Linked DNA regions of Homo sapiens: regions 1 and 3 are each linked to region 2. A link is a loop called in an ENCODE intact Hi-C map of the cell type or tissue named here. Cell type or tissue: B cell. All regions are shown on one strand.

Region 1 (2,500 bases), 180 kb after region 2:
TATCTCACTGTGGTTTTTAGGAATCTGAATATCCCTGATGGCTAATGATCTTAAGCATCTTTATTTTTGTTCCTATTGTTGAGTTTTGAGAGTTAAAAACATATATTCTGGATATAAGTCCTTTGTCAGTTATGTGATTTGCAAATATTTTCTCCCCATCTCTGCAGCTTGCCTTTTCTTAATGGCAGTACTCCCATCTTATCTAAGAAGAAACTGACACATCTACAGCTTTTGTTGGCTCTGCAGTAAACTGACTGCATGTGACATTGGCTAAGTCACTTAATTTATTCTGTGCTTCTGTTTCCTATTCCATAAAACAAGTGTGGAATGAGAATATTTCTGAGATTCTTTGCAGCCAGAATAGTCAATGATTCCAAGAGACTGGCCCAAGTTCACCCAGTTAATTAGTAGCAGAGTTGGGCTGGAGCTTGGGCTGCCTCCCACGCTGCTGCCTTTGTTTGCAATATAATTATTCTCACTTTCTTAAATCTAATTTTTAAAATTAGGTATTCCATTTACATGGTTCAAAATTTAAAAAGTATAAAAGGATAAGCTGTTAAAAAACATCCCTGTCACCCTGAATAAGCAATGCACGTTCTGGAGCTTTTAAAAATATCTATGAGCACATTTTTATGTGTTGTAATGTGTATGTGTGTGTGTGTGTGTGTGTGTGTGTGTGTGTGTGTGTTTCTCTCCTTTTTAAAGTGAATTATACACTGCGGCTTTTTTTTAACTTCTAATAGAAATGCAAGTTAAAACTACATGGCAATCCATTTTTTCCATTATTATGTTTGTAGTTGAGGATAATTGTATGGGACTAAAAACCATTTGTCTTCTGTTGAATTATTTGTTCGTATTGTTTTCCATCTTTTTCTTTCATTGTAGCCATAAGCTACTTGTTTATTAGAGAAATTAACTTTATGAGATCTCACAATCTTCCCCCAGTTTGCCACCTGTCTTTTGAGTTTGCTTATTGTGGTTTTGCTTGAAGAGTTCTGACGTTTTTGTGGTTGAATTACTCAGTCTGTTATCATGTCTGGCATTTGGGTCATAGTTGAAAGGATTTTTCCCCCTTAGTATTAACAGAAGAATTATCCCATGGTTTCTTTCATTTATCACTGAATTCTACATATTTATATATATTTAAATATTTGATCATTTGGGAAGTTATCCTGGCATAAGGTGTGAGGCATAGAACCAAATATATTCTTCCAGAAGGCAGCTCATTTCTCTCAAAACTATTAAATAATCCATTTCTTCTCTTCTGACCTGAGTTGCCACTTATAACATATACTAACTTTCCATATGGGGGGTTCTGTTTCTGAATTTTCTACTATGTTCCATTGATCTTTCTGTCTACTTAAGTTAAATATTAAGGTTTTATTTATGTTTCAGCATGCTATATACAGGGCTAATCTTCCTTCATTACTGTTTTAGTTTCTTCGGACTTTTTCCAACATTTTATTATACAGATTTTTAAGCATATGGAAATGTTGAAAGAATTTTACAGTGAACACCCATTACACACCACCTAGATTCTACCATTAACATTTTACTAACCTTCCTTTAACATGTATCTATCCATCTATTTGGCCCTCTATACACTAATCCATCTTAGTTTCTGACGCGTTTCAAAGTAAACTGGAGATACCAGTGTACATCCCATTAAATACTTCAGCATGCACATCATGAACTAGAGTTTAGTATTTGTAGTATTTTTTATTTCCAGCTGAAGTTTACATGCAGTGAAATGCACAAATCTTAAGTGCACATTCACTGGGTTTGGACAAAAGCATACGCTTGTGTAATGCTTATCAAAATACAGCTCATTATCATCACCCTAGAAGGTTTCCTCATGCCTCTTGCCAGTTAATCCCTATGCCCACTCCCTCAGAGCCTACCACTGCTCTGACCTTTTACCACCATACATGAGTTATTTGTTCTAGAATTTTGTGTAGTATGCACTCTTTTTGTGGACGCCTTCTTTCATTCACTAAGCATAATGTTTTTGAGACTTCTTGTTGTTGCTTTTCACTGGCAAGTGCTGTTCCATTACATGACTATCCTATGTTTGGTTTCTCTGTGTTCCTATTAAGCAACACCTGGGTTGTTTGCAGGTTTTGTTGCTTATGAATAAAGCTGTTATGAACATTCTTGCACAGCTCTTTTTCGTGGTCCCGTACATTTTGTTTTCCCTTTCCTTGGCACGGGATGGGGCAAATACCTATGAGTAGAACTGCTGGGTGATACAGTTTAGATATGTGTCCCCGCCCAGATCTCATATTGATTTGTAATCCTTGATGCTGGAGGTGGGGCCTGGTGGGAGGTGTTCGGATCATGGGGGCGGATCCTCCATATCTTGGTGCTGTCTTCATGATAGTGAATTATCGCTGGATCTGATTGGTTGTAAGTGTGTGGCACCTGCTCCGCCCCCACTCCCCTTGCCCCTGCTCTGGTCATGTGTTGTGTATCCTCCTGCTTTACCTTCTACCGTGAGTCA
Region 2 (2,500 bases):
ACTGAGCCCCAACTCTGGAGTGTTCTTACTCAGGGATTTAATTATAGGACGGGGTCGTCAGGAGCAGGTCTCCCACTGCCCTGCAGGAACCCTTTTTGACCTTCAGTAGAGACAGAGCCCTAAAACTTTGGGCCTGATTTTCCCTTCCCCAACTCCTCCTCGTGCCCTTCCCAGGCACTTCCTCACCCCCAGAGACTCCCTTCTTTACCTCTGTCCCCAAGTCCCTCTCCACCCAGGCCTTCTCAAGGGCTCCCCCGCAGCAGGACCCCTCTGCCGTCCCCTTTCCTGTTTCAGAGTGTCGCGGCGTTCTGGGAACCACAGCACCCCCCAACAGCCCTGAGATCCCCGGGGGAGGACCCGGTGAACCTGAGCCGTGTTTTGGGAGCACAGGGAGACACCCGCGCGGGCGGCCGGCGGCGTGGGGGCGGGGCGCTGCGAGTGCGCAGCTCTTCTAAGGTCCTCGGTAATTCTTTCCCAGTCCACGTAGGGCGCTGGCACAGACCGGCCCCGAGTCTGATCCTGGGGGAGGGGAGGAGAAGAGAGGGGAGGGGAGGGGAGGAGGCTGGAAGACTAAGAGGGAGGAGGGAGGCTGTGGCCTAAACTCCAATGCAGGGAGAGGAGGCTAGGAGGGGGGAGGGAGGGACAGAGAGGGGATGAAAAGCAGAGGAGGAGGGGGAAGGGGAGGAGAAGGAGGAGAGAGGGGTGCAAAACGGAGGAGGAGGGGGGAGGAGGGAGGGGGTGAAAAGCAGAGAAGGATGGGGAGGGGAGAGGTGGAGGGGAGAAGGAGGGGGAGGGTAAAAAGCAGAGGGGGAGGGGAGGAAGAGGGAGGGGTGAAAGCAGAGGGGGAGGGAAGGAGGGAGGGGGTGAAAGCAGCGGGGGAGGGGGAGGGGAGGTGGGAAGGAGCAGGGGGAGGGTAAAAAGCAGAGGGGGAGGGGAGGAGGAGGGAGGGGGTGAAAAGCAGAGGGGGAGGGGAGGAGGAGGGAGGGGGATGGGAGGTGAGGGAGGGAGGACAAGGGGAAGTGAAAAAGGGAGGAGGGGGAGGGGAAGTGAAAGAGGGAGAAGCGGGAGGGGAAGTGAAAGAGGGAGGAGGGGGAGGGGCGCCACCCAGCCTCTTTCCGGAGGAGACTCATTTAGATGCAATGGCCAATTTTTTTTTTTTTAAACCAGACTGTATAAATTTACAGTTTCCTTTTCAGCTGAAGCAGACAATGTTAAAACACATTAGATTTTCTGTTTCGGAATGCAAATTAAACATAGGCAAGCTCTTGGAAGGCTTCATTGAGGGCTTGAGAAAATAGGAGATTGAAAACGTCGATGCTTGAGTAAGGCAAGAGATTTTAGCCTTGCAGCAATGTGGTCGTGTGTGTGTTTACTTAAAAAGAGAAAATTGCTTAATAATAAAACGGCCCTAGTCTTCCTTGAACATAACAGGAAGCACTGCTTAAAAAAACATTTATTTCTTTTTTTTTTTACAGCCACCATTTATTTGTCGGTGCACAGGGAGGGGGTGCCGTTGAGGCAGGGTTGGGGTAGTCACCCAGGCACTCCCCAAAGCCTGCTCACCCGGCCCCTCCAACCCCAAGGAGTGGAATCTAGAAGCAGCCCCTAGGGGCTCTCCCCTCTAATCTAGAAATGACTTTCCTAAACAGCTGTCACTATAAACTAGGTTCCTTTCTGTTCTCTGTCCCCTTTTTTCACCCCCAAAGCAAAAACAACAAAAACACAACCTAATAGAAAAGCCCCTCCCGCCGCAACTAAAAACAAGCAGAACACTCGCCCCAAATTCTGTTTCTGCTGTTCCTGCCCCCGTTTATAGGAGCCTTGTGGGCTATTTTCTGCTCTTTTCTCCCCCTGGAGAGTTATTTAAGTCCTTTAAATGCCATTCTGTGCACACATAACTTAAAAATGGTCTGGCACGGGGGAAAAGTTGGCAAATGTCTAGTTCACAATCTGTTGGGTTATGTGAAGCCAGATTCAGTAAAAACTCTATTGGCTTCCGGAGCCAGGTTATGCAACATCTTAAAAGGGTTTGGGGATGTGTCTGTAGGAGGGGGAAGGGGGACCTGAGAGGGGAAATACCGAGCTGGGTGTCACATGTAAGTTTGCTATACTGGGGATGGCCGTGGACACAGACGGGTGTAGGGAGCTGCACCATTTCAGTCTTAAGAGCAAGAAGCCCCCCTGCATTTTAACTGTGTGGGCTTTGAAAATAGGGGTGAGGGGACCAAAAGGCCTTCCCGGGCCATGAGTTCCTGTAGGGTCTCCACGTTGAGATGGCGAGTGGGGGATGGGCCCGTATGAGCCGGCTAGGGCTGCCATGCCAGAGTAGCAGACAGGGATTCCCTCACATTCTGGAGGCCACATGTTTGAAACCCAAGTGTCACAGGGCTGCTTTCTCCCGCAGCCCCTCTCGGTGGCTTGTAGACGGCCTGTATCCTCCCATGGTCGTCCCTCTGTGTGTGCCTGTGTCCTCATCGCCTCTTCTTATAAGGACTCCAGT
Region 3 (2,500 bases), 780 kb before region 2:
CAACTGCCCCGGCTGAGAAAAAGCACAGACTCCACGCTCCACACCCCGGACACCTGCCCTGGGGCTTCAAGGCACAGAGGTGGACCCTCAGGAGCAGTGCCAGGGAGACAAGGGTCAAATCTTCCCCATGTTCATGTGAAAATCTCTTTACTCCCTTTTCATCATTCAAGACAGACAGACACTAAGAGCCAAGGATGTGAACAGTGCTTGGTAAAAAGGAAGAAAATACAGTCAAAACCACAGCATAGCAGAGCTGCCAGGTGGCATATGACAGCAACGAACGCCATTACATTCCAGAAACAAACACATACAGGGAATGAACAGTGAAAGCTTCTAGGAAAGTTCTTAAACAGCTTGAATATTAACAATGAGATAACAATAAGGCCAATTGCCAACTTGTGTTGAAGCACAGCTATAAGATAACCGTCGTTGGCCACACCCCAGCCATCCTGAACACATCCATCCACAGCACAAACGTATGCCTGGGGCCTGAGCAACAACGCTGAGCAAGGGGACTCCCAAGGCCACTTACAGTGAGCACTTCTGTCGAGCCGCATGAGGAGATAAAAAAAAAAAAAAGCACAAAGTGAAAACACTGCAGAATTTAAGCCAACAACATTAAACAGAATATCAATATCATAAAAACATCAATATGAGCAAAGTCAAGATTTTTACAGGTTTTGATTAGCAAATACTAATGGGTAGATGAAAATAGCTAAGTATTTCATAATCATAACACATTTGACTTTTAAAATCCAGGGAAGACAAAACTGTAACAAAAACGTAAATAGTATGAAAAATCACAGTGTATTGCCCCACTCCTCTGACCTGCCTTCTGTTTCCTCCGATTGATTGAAAACACAAGGAAAAAATCATTCAGAGGCTGGTTTGCAAGTTTGGACAACTTTGATTTTTATCTTACAAAAATTTTGTCTTACTAAGACTTGCTGGGGGCCAAACTTAGACTGCAGTGTTCCCAGCACAGCTGATACATGATGGGGCAGGGGAGGCGAGGAGCCCCCCCTGTGTCCATGCCTGAAGCTGGCTACCCAACCCGGCCCTCTGGGGACACCCAGCAGGGTCAACTATTTCAAGTTTCTAAGGATACAAATAAACGTGTCCTTAGAACAACATAATACATATGTGTCCTTGAAACAATGTAATATATGTAACATATAAAACCATCACCAGATGGCAGTATCATAAAAAGCTACCGCTAGGCGGCAGTGTCACGCAAGAATCCACCACCGATGTCATATAAGAATCTACCACCAGATGGCAGTGTCACTCAGGAATTTATTGGCGGTGTCATATAAGAATCCGCCACCAGATGGCAGTGCCATACAAGAATTCATCACCAATGTCATATACGAATCCGCCACAAGATGGCAGTGTAATACAAGAAATAATCACGAATGACATATGGCTCCACCACGAGATGGCAGTGTCTACACACGTAAGCAAATACTTCCCAGTCCAAGAAGTTTCAACCATTATAGCATCTGCCACGGAAAGCAAAGGAAAAAATAAAGAAACCAGGATGTGAAATTAAGTCAGCGCTTCTCCCTCCCACTCTGTCTCTCCTCTGACCCAAAGTGGCCCTTGGGCCTTGTGCAGATTTTATGCCTAACTAGACTGACATTCTGGAATCTCAATCCCTTAAGGAGAAGGTGGTGGGAGAGAGGAGGGAGACTAAGAAAGAAGTCCTAATTGGATATTTCTTTTCTGACTGAACGGAATAAACATGGAGCAATCAACCTGTGGTTATAAAGAGGAACAAAGCTAATGAAGGATACCTGCATATATGGACTTCAGAAACAATGTATCTGGGGATACCAAAGTGTGTTTGCAAACACAGGGGCAGACACCAAAATAGAGATGCCAAAAAGCCCTGGGGCAGTCTCAGAACATGATGGCCTCTGGTTACGCACGTAAGTGCCAACAGACTACTATTTTATAGAGTGATCAACCTATCTATTGATCTACCAATCCATCTATCTCTTGGGTAACAGAATGGTGGCAAATGGAAGGGGTCACAAAGATCACTGCATTCAAGGGTGGAAAAGGTGAGACTCAGTCCAGGTATGTGTTCAAGGTCACACAGCTAGAAGTGGACAGGGCAGGGAACAAAAGCCTGGTCTCCCAGCTGCTAGTTTGAAGCTGTTTCCACTACACCACACTGGTTCTGCTCTCTAGTTTTATTTCTACCCCTTGCCGCATAAATACTCCATAGTACGTGACTAGGGTTTCTCAGCCTCAGCCCTCTTGACATTTGGGGCTGGACCATTCTCGAGGGGGAGGGGGTGCTGCCCTGTGCATGCCAGGAGCATCTCCCATCCCCTAGTTGTGACAACCAAAAATGTTTCCAGACATTGCCAAGTGTTCCCCAGGGGCAGGACGCAAAAACACCCCTGGCTGAGATCCACTATGCTGCACAAATTATCTAGTGTTTGCCTAAATGGAACATTTAAAACATTTTTGCCGTGCAAATAAAAGTCAA

Evidence for each region. Peaks named below come from ENCODE experiments on the same cell type or tissue, not always from the same donor. Only the 100,000 strongest peaks of a DNase experiment are listed, where the experiment ranks them.
Region 1: it touches region 2 in a loop (14-fold over the local background); 14 of 110 quality-filtered maps call a loop at or near these places.
Region 3: a loop joins it to region 2, with 9 times the contacts of the local background. A loop is called at or near these places in 4 of 110 quality-filtered maps.

The regions. Positions count from the first base shown.
Region 1 is chrX:9,164,598-9,167,097 of GRCh38, reverse strand. No RefSeq gene overlaps it. Among named protein-coding and RNA genes, the nearest start is that of FAM9B, 130 kb to the right of the region's middle. In B cell, no CTCF peak of the experiment used is centred here; a DNase peak (open chromatin) is centred at 977.
Region 2 is chrX:9,340,689-9,343,188 of GRCh38, reverse strand. No RefSeq gene overlaps it. Among named protein-coding and RNA genes, the nearest start is that of TBL1X, 120 kb to the left of the region's middle. RefSeq lists an enhancer at 1,130-1,189. In B cell, no CTCF peak of the experiment used is centred here; DNase peaks (open chromatin) are centred at 488, 1,088 and 2,058; H3K4me3 peaks cover 1,846 bases; H3K27ac peaks cover 1,386 bases.
Region 3 is chrX:10,118,491-10,120,990 of GRCh38, reverse strand. All of the region lies in intron 12 of WWC3 (WWC family member 3), which reads right to left. Among named protein-coding and RNA genes, the nearest start is that of CLCN4, 37 kb to the left of the region's middle. RefSeq lists an enhancer at 1,268-1,562. In B cell, CTCF peaks have their summits at 1,131 and 1,346 (motif pointing right); DNase peaks (open chromatin) are centred at 1,280 and 2,060; H3K27ac peaks cover 477 bases.